Linked DNA regions of Homo sapiens: region 2 is linked to region 1. Evidence: chromatin contacts called from ENCODE Hi-C or POLR2A ChIA-PET data. All regions are on one chromosome and are shown on one strand. Each heading gives the region's core, a stretch centred on a gene start or an enhancer-like site at or near the end of the contact. The rest is flanking DNA. Distances are from core to core; before and after follow the strand shown.

The links. Hi-C counts contacts between places; a loop is a spot of excess contacts on that map. ChIA-PET counts read pairs that join two places held with the same protein, here RNA polymerase II (POLR2A). Pooled maps may share reads with other maps.
Region 2: a map of ascending aorta shows a loop between it and region 1 (2.3-fold over the local background). The contact joins the promoter of TBX18-AS1 here to the enhancer-like site in region 1. A Hi-C loop is called at or near these places in 3 of 168 maps with a recorded cell type or tissue (IMR-90, ascending aorta and endothelial cell of hepatic sinusoid) and 5 of 50 pooled maps. POLR2A ChIA-PET finds 5 or more read pairs at or near these places in 3 of 52 experiments (K562, OCI-LY7 and activated CD4-positive, alpha-beta T cell).

What each region holds. Positions count from the first base shown.
Region 1 is chr6:84,650,855-84,654,516 of GRCh38, forward strand. No RefSeq gene overlaps it. Among named protein-coding and RNA genes, the nearest start is that of TBX18-AS1, 37 kb to the right of the region's middle. Within about 2 kb of position 1,720, at least 2 of the 41 ENCODE cell types and tissues checked have a DNase peak (open chromatin) inside an H3K27ac peak, as active enhancers do; they include ascending aorta, where a contact is called at or near this core.
Region 2 is chr6:84,687,477-84,691,138 of GRCh38, forward strand. TBX18-AS1 (TBX18 antisense RNA 1) reads left to right here and starts at 1,982. Exons shown (of 3, transcript NR_125877.1): 1 at 1,982-2,085.

The sequences.
Region 1 (3,662 bases), core at 470-2,969:
ATCTGAAGAATTTTTAAGTCATTAAAAGCAGAGGAAATTAATTGCATAAGCCAGTTAAACTCAAATATTCTAATAACAGATTCCTGAAAACTAAGTCAGGTTATGTGGACTTTGTTCTATTTTCCTATTCTAACACCACTCAAATGTGAAAACCAAAGGGTTATTCAGTAAATGAATCAATAATCACCTTTCTCTGCCATCATAGTCCACACAGGTAATTTTCCTTAAAATTAAAGGCAGAATAAAACAAAGAATAAAACCATAAGTTTTATGGGCACTTTTTAAACTCACACTTAAACTGCCTTCTCTCTGCTTGAGAGAAACATGGTCTCACATATTAAGAGCTCACCGATTCCTGCCTTGTCCAATTCCATTTTTCCTTCCAGCTTCCACTGTTGTTAGCCATCCTCCTCTAGTCTGTTTCCTTGAGAACTGGGACTGGTTCTCACAACTTTCTGTTACCAAAGTTCCTTGCAAATAGGGGATGTTTAAAAAACAATTCCTATGATGAGGAGGACGTCATGTCTACCTGGGCCACAGTTCTACTCTCCACCCATTATGAGGCAAGTATGGCATATTAAACAAAACATAAGATTTGAGATTTCTTCTAGAACTAGCACTTCCATTTTCATGAACTTCTTTCTCAGGGCCTCTCTTTTTTCTTCCCCCTAAGATAATTCCAATTATTCTTTACAGTTCAGAGAACAGAGTCCTCCTGTGAAATCTACTACAGTACTTTTCAGCATGCAATGCAAAAGAGAGCTGACACTGGGATTTGTTTTGCCTGGGTAGGTGAACACCTGCCAAGGACTAAATGCCTACCATCAGCTGAAACATTCAGAGCAGTGTGGCACCATCATGAAGGCCCTTCCTGGACACCAAGCCTGAGGTCAAGTTCTTATCTGCTTCCTGCCTTCTTTCCCAGCCAATCAGCAAGTTTGGTTTTGCTTTCAGCTAGAGACAAATACCTGCAGCAGTTGGCTCCCAAGAAGCATGTGGCTGTGTCTACCAGACACTTGCTACAGTGATTTATTCACCCTTCTAGTACTTTAGGTAAGGTCGTCAGAAGACACCCTACTATTAGGTCTAAATTCTTGGGAAGAGTTGAAATAGTTTCAGAGATAAGAGGCCTTTTTTGGTAGATGAGACCAACCAAAACATAGACTTCTCCAGGCCAAAGAGCACCCAAGCAATCTTAGCCTAAGTAGCTGCCAAAGAGAAATCCTGAGAAAAATCAGTTCCAGAAAAAGAAGGATAGTGTCTAGGGTGTTTTTGGAATAGCCCCGGGTAATTTCACACCAGTATAAAGCCCTAAAATCTTATTATTAATTAAGCCAAACCCTTCCAGTTTGGAATTTGTTTATTTTCAAGCACAGTGATAACACAGGGGATATTATGGCAATAGGAGATTTTGCATGTGAGTGACAGCTGTCATCTCAGTTGTAAGAATATAAGACCATGAGGCCCAATGGACTTGCTAGTTCACCTCATCTTGGGTGGTGAAAATATTGGCAATTGTGCCCAAAAGAACTTTGAATACCAGAGCTTTATTAAAGAGATTAGTTAATTTTTCCCCTGTTACTGTTTTTTCCACACACAAAAAATACCTTAGTACATAAGTTACAAGGACCTCTGGCTGATAAGTGATTTATACTGAAAACACTGAACATAGTCAGAAGAAAGCAATTCCTGCTATTTCCCCCGCTTGAAATCTGGATCCATTCCAGACATTTTTCTCTGAATCAGTCCCAAGCAACCCCATCTGTGGTACTAGCAAACTGATGAGATCTTCTGCCTCATAAAAATCCTATAGCCTTAACAAAACAAAGTAGACTTGCCTTATCTTATAGGTCTCTGAACAAAATACTTATATTTTTTCTAATTTAGTCAAAAACTTATGGTTTCTTTTTCACTTTCATACATTTTAAAAGTGGTACAGAGTGTATTTTCATATAACCTCTAGCATCACACCTCAACTACTGCTGCCAGAATTTACAAGGTCTAGCTGGACTTTCTGAAATAGACTCGTGCCTTCTGATTAGATTCATGACTCGTTTGAGCCATGCTGGCAAATGCAATTAACAATCTATCCAGTAAAGCTTGCACACAGAATGCTTGCAGGTTATACTATTAGGATCTGTCCATGAGTGGAAATCCAAACCAATCCCAAATACTGACGCACATCTTTGAATAATCAGGAATCAATATATTTAACCTGAAACAAAAGGAAAAACTTTACTTGTTAAATCTCACACTCCTAGTTCATGTTAACAAAACTCTAAGGCTGGAAGGTTCAACAGGTCATTTTGCCCATATCTCTGTCTCTAACAAGTTCTTCATCTAAACAGTACCAGCTGGTTGGTGATCTCATCTAGATTTGAAAGGATACAGAAAAGAGAATTTTTCAACGTACCTTGGCAGTGTTCTTAAACTTTCTCTTTCATTCCCCACAAAATGTCTTTCTTTATGACCTTCCTATTCCCATTAAAACCTACTTCCTCCTTTTCTATTTTCATAGGATCTGGAGAACACTATCAAATAGGAAATATGTTTTCTTTTCACTTTCTCCCTACGGCAGAGTCTCAGAGTCTCAATCATTGCCATGTATAATGGCCTCCCTTAGTCTATTCAGGCTTCTGTAACAAAATACCTTAGACCTGTTCTTATAAACCAGAGAAATTTATTGCTTATGGTTTTGGAGACTGAAAAGTCCAGGATCAAAAAGTCAGCATATTCAGTGTCTAGTGAGAGCTCGTTCCTCATAGATGGCACCTGATATGTGTCTCACATGGAGGAAAGGGCAAAAAGGCTCCCTCAAATCTCCTTTATAAGGGCACTAATCCCATTCACAAGGGCTCTGCAATCATGACCTAATCACCTCCAAGGGCTCTACCTTTTAGCACTATCACCTTGGGGGTCAGGTTTTAACACATGGATTTTGGGGAGACACAAATATTCAGACCATAGCACGGCCAAACCAAAGAGGCAGTTCTTTCTGTTGCCTGCTTTGTGACTGAAATCAACTTGGAATTATCTATTTTATATCTCAAATTAGGCCTCCTCCCACCACAAACACCTCAAGTTCAATACATAATAAAGTACTAAAGATAAACCCAGGCATTAGTCATTTAAAATCGTAAAATATATGCAATATTTTTCGGAACACAGGACATGACTAAATTCAAGTGAAAAAGTAACATGAGTAGTATCTGTTGTGGAGTGTGGGAGTCCTGATTTAAAAATAATACTTAAATGAGAAAATAAAATATATAATCATACAAAAAATAAAAGCATTCATAATCCCACTACAGAGACATAACCACTACCACCTTCTATTTCTTCTAAGATTTTATATTTTTAACAACTTTATTTTTGCTAACTCAACTGCTAAGGGAAAGGCATTTAATTACACAAATATCTCCATTAGTTTTAATGGTTAAAATGATATGTTCCACTCGAATCCAAGATACTAAAGGATTTTTACAGACAGCAAAATATATCAAATGAATGATTAAATTTCTAGAAATAATAATAACTGTAAATTAAATAAATATAATTTGAACATTAAAATGTGATGAAAGGTTATTGTACTCACCAAACAAAGAGAAGCCTTGATCATGGGTGGGTGGTTGGAGATGAAGGGCAAAGGAACCATTTTCTAG
Region 2 (3,662 bases), core at 732-3,231, 37 kb after region 1:
AGCGGCCTAAAGCATAAACTTTGTTCTTTCTGAACTTATGAACGCAGCCTTCAGATCTCTCCAGAGCCGCCCTGTGAGGCTCGCTTTCTAAGTGATACTTTGTCTGGCTTCCAGAGGCTATATAAAAATAAAGCCTTTCAAGAAGTGGGAGAAGCTTGCTCTGGGGAAGGATTTTATGCATTCCATCCTATTGTTGCTCTCTCTGTAGAACAAGAAAGAAAGGGGAGGTGTTAGAAGGGAAGCATGTGGACACTCGAACAGGAAACGTCATAGAGAAAACTCAGCAAGGCAGACAGGGGAAGAAGGGCTTTGCTTAATTGTTCTCTCAAAGCAAAGGTATCCCACTTTCAGAGCCAATTTTCTCTTTCAATGTAACACTCAGGAATATGTAATCTTAGATGAATTCATGTTCCTCCTTTCCTCTTTTATTTCCATTAAATAATTAATAAATTTTGGGGTAACAAAAACTTTAACAGCAATTTTTAGGAATCTCCCTCCTATATTTGCACATTTGGCTCTCAACTTCTTCTGGAACTGCCTTCTACGTAACACACTCCATATTTGTTACTTAAATGTTCTTGTTTCTTTAAACAAAACATAAAGGTAAAGAAGTTTGGTGACCAGAGCAAATAAGCTCTTTACAAAAGGGCCAAGCACCACACTATCTTGAAACTGAAAACACCCAAATCTTTTCTTAACTTTTCCTGAAGTTAACCGTCTTTTGAGCCTAACTTTCTGGGGAGTGATTGAGGACTGAAGGAATCGGGATTGGCAAGAAAAATGTCTCTCCCTCCGAAGCATCTGGCTGCATACTCTGAAAAGACAGGGCATTTGAAGAAAGAGCATAATCAACCTGTCAGAAACATTTTGATTTCACTTAAATACTGGGCAATCTGACAACAACTTTTCCCACAACTGAGAAGAATCTCCTAACATGAGAGGCACTTGAAGACGTGTTAAAATTTTTACAGCTATTAACACATTCCTAAGAAAAATACTGCTGGAGACACAAGAAAGCCAAGGATAACAATCTTCTCTTTCCAATGAAAACGTTTAGTCTGTTTGATTAAAGGAAGATAAATGAAAGGGCAAGGGCAAACTCACCTCACATTCTGTGCTACAGTTTGGTTTCCCTTGAGACCAAATTGTCTCGCTCAGGAAAAATGTAGTCTGTCTTCAAGTCCCTGTATTCTGGAGCAAGGAATCAGATGAGGAATCACTTAGCATTCAGCACATCTCAGCTGGCTCTGAAGGGCCTGAATTCTCTGGCAACCTTGACCAGGGATAAGCAGAACGGAGAAGGCAGGGCATAGCCATCAATTTATGTTTCCTTCTTCTCCTTATCTCCCTATTCCAAGAGATTCAAAGAGAGGTGCAGATAGCCCTCCAATAAGAACAAAACCCTCTGGACCAGGGTACCTAGGCTCTGGTCCTAGCTCTGCAATAACTGTGACCTTGAAAAACTATTTGTTGTCGCTAAGCTTCAGTTTTTCTTTCCATTAAATTAGGGGGTTGGTCTAAAACAGTATTTTCACACTGTGATTTGGAGCCATTTGTGGGACATAAAGTCAATTTAGTCAGTTGCAACAGGCAATGCTTGGAAAGGAAAGAGGATAAGATAAGGGATAAAGTAGGGAATGGGATGGGATGGGATGGGATGGGATGGGATGGGATGGAACATAGGATAAGATAGCTTAGGACAGGACAGGATAGAAAATATCACACTGCTTCATTTTTTTTTTATTGGTGTTCACAGAAGCCAGCATTCATTGATGTTTTTACAACTTCCCCAGGTCTACCAGGCTTCTTGATCTCACTTCTTCTAGAAGAAAACCCAGCCAAGGTGGTACAAGCTGTAGACAGTGCCACCCAGACACAGCTCCACAGTCCATTGTATAGGATGCTGTCAGTTGTCCTGCCCTTTAAGTGCATTGTGAGGTCACTGTCCACCTCAATTCATCAGGAGAGACCTAGTGTGGGTGTAGGGGTGCCTGAGGAGAAAGGGGTGCTGGTTCTTCCTTATATCCCCTGCCTGCCTCAGCTGGGCTCTGACCCAGCCAGCAGACTGGAGTCCTCTTCTGCATGGTATATTCTTTCCTGAGACTTTTGTTTCAGTTAGGTGTGTGTGTGTTTCTGTTTTTGTGTGTGCATGTGTGTGTCTTAAAATATAGTTCTATGTATTGTGTCTAGAAGAATGTTTGATAAACACTGGATTGAATGATCTCTCAGATTTCCTCTAGCTCTACTCATGTGGAATTTGGTAAGCTATACAGACACCATTCTGATAAGCCTACACTCTGGGTGGGTCCATTCCAGACCTCATACACTACACTAATGAATATGAATCTATTTTTATGTGACTTGAGGCCATTGAAATTTTGTGTACATTTATGTTCATGTATTAATGTGCAAGTGTATTCGTGTTTTTATCTCACCTGATACAGGACCTAACCACTGCCAGCACTGAAGTACAATGTGACTCACTATAGCAAAACAAAAAAGCAGTAGAGATCAATGGCCTTCAACACTGAAGAAATTAGTTTCTAGAGAAGCCTGGGGCTATGTTTCAGTGCCTAGGGCTATGTTTGCTTGATGTAGAGAAGGAATAAGAGAAGGGACATACATGTATTGCTATACTCTGGTACCCATAAAGAATGATCCTTTGGGAATATGCCACTGTTAAAGTAGTTGTTTATAGAACTGAGCTACATGGTCTTGTGACTTGAAAACACTTGAAACAAGAGTATAACTGCTACACAATCATTTCAAAATTCCTGTTTTACTCACTGTTTTATTCTTTGGGAGTAGCACTGTGCCCAGGACACAGTAGACATCATAAAATGTCTGTTGGAGTCTTATATAACTTTGCTAGCCACGGGGGAATCTTCTATTTCAGTAGGTTGGCCCTTGGTTCCTTCTAATTACTTAAAGTCAGGAAGGACTGTGATATCCACCCCATTAGCCAGAATCTAGTCACACAACACCAACCTAACATAAGGAGGTTCATATCAATGAAATAAACATGGATATTTAGTGAGTACTAATATTCTCCATTAATATGATCACTCCCTCCCTCCTTGAAACACTTTATTAACTTAGCTTTCAGAATACAGCACTCTCTTAGTTTTCCTTTGATCTCGTTGGTATGTCCTTCTAGGTATCCTTTCCGATTCCTTTCCTTTCACTTCTGATCCTTTGCTCAATATGAAGTTCAGTGACTTCATGTAGGTAGCTTGAAATCATTCATGGTGGGACTATTTACACCATGGAAATTGGCAAATGCCACAAATTAGGGCTTTGTCTTCAGAGAGCCAATTGTTCCACATTTACCAGCTCACTACTGGCTCTATTTCTATTTTTTAATGGTTCTGTTTGAAATTGTATTATGCATGTTTAACTTAACAAAGTCTAAAATTTAAAAATGTCTTGAACCCCTTGTGAATGATACAGACCTTAAAATAACTTTTCCTCCACTGAAATTATAAAGTACTTGTCCAATATTTTATTTCTATGTATTTTGTAACACCATAAAATATATGGTGTTATTTTACTTTACACAATGTTTACATTTCTGTTTATCATTTACATTCTCACTGTTTTTGTATCTAGACCATCCTTCTGAGATCAGTCTCCTTTTTCTTGAAATGTAGCCTTCATGACTT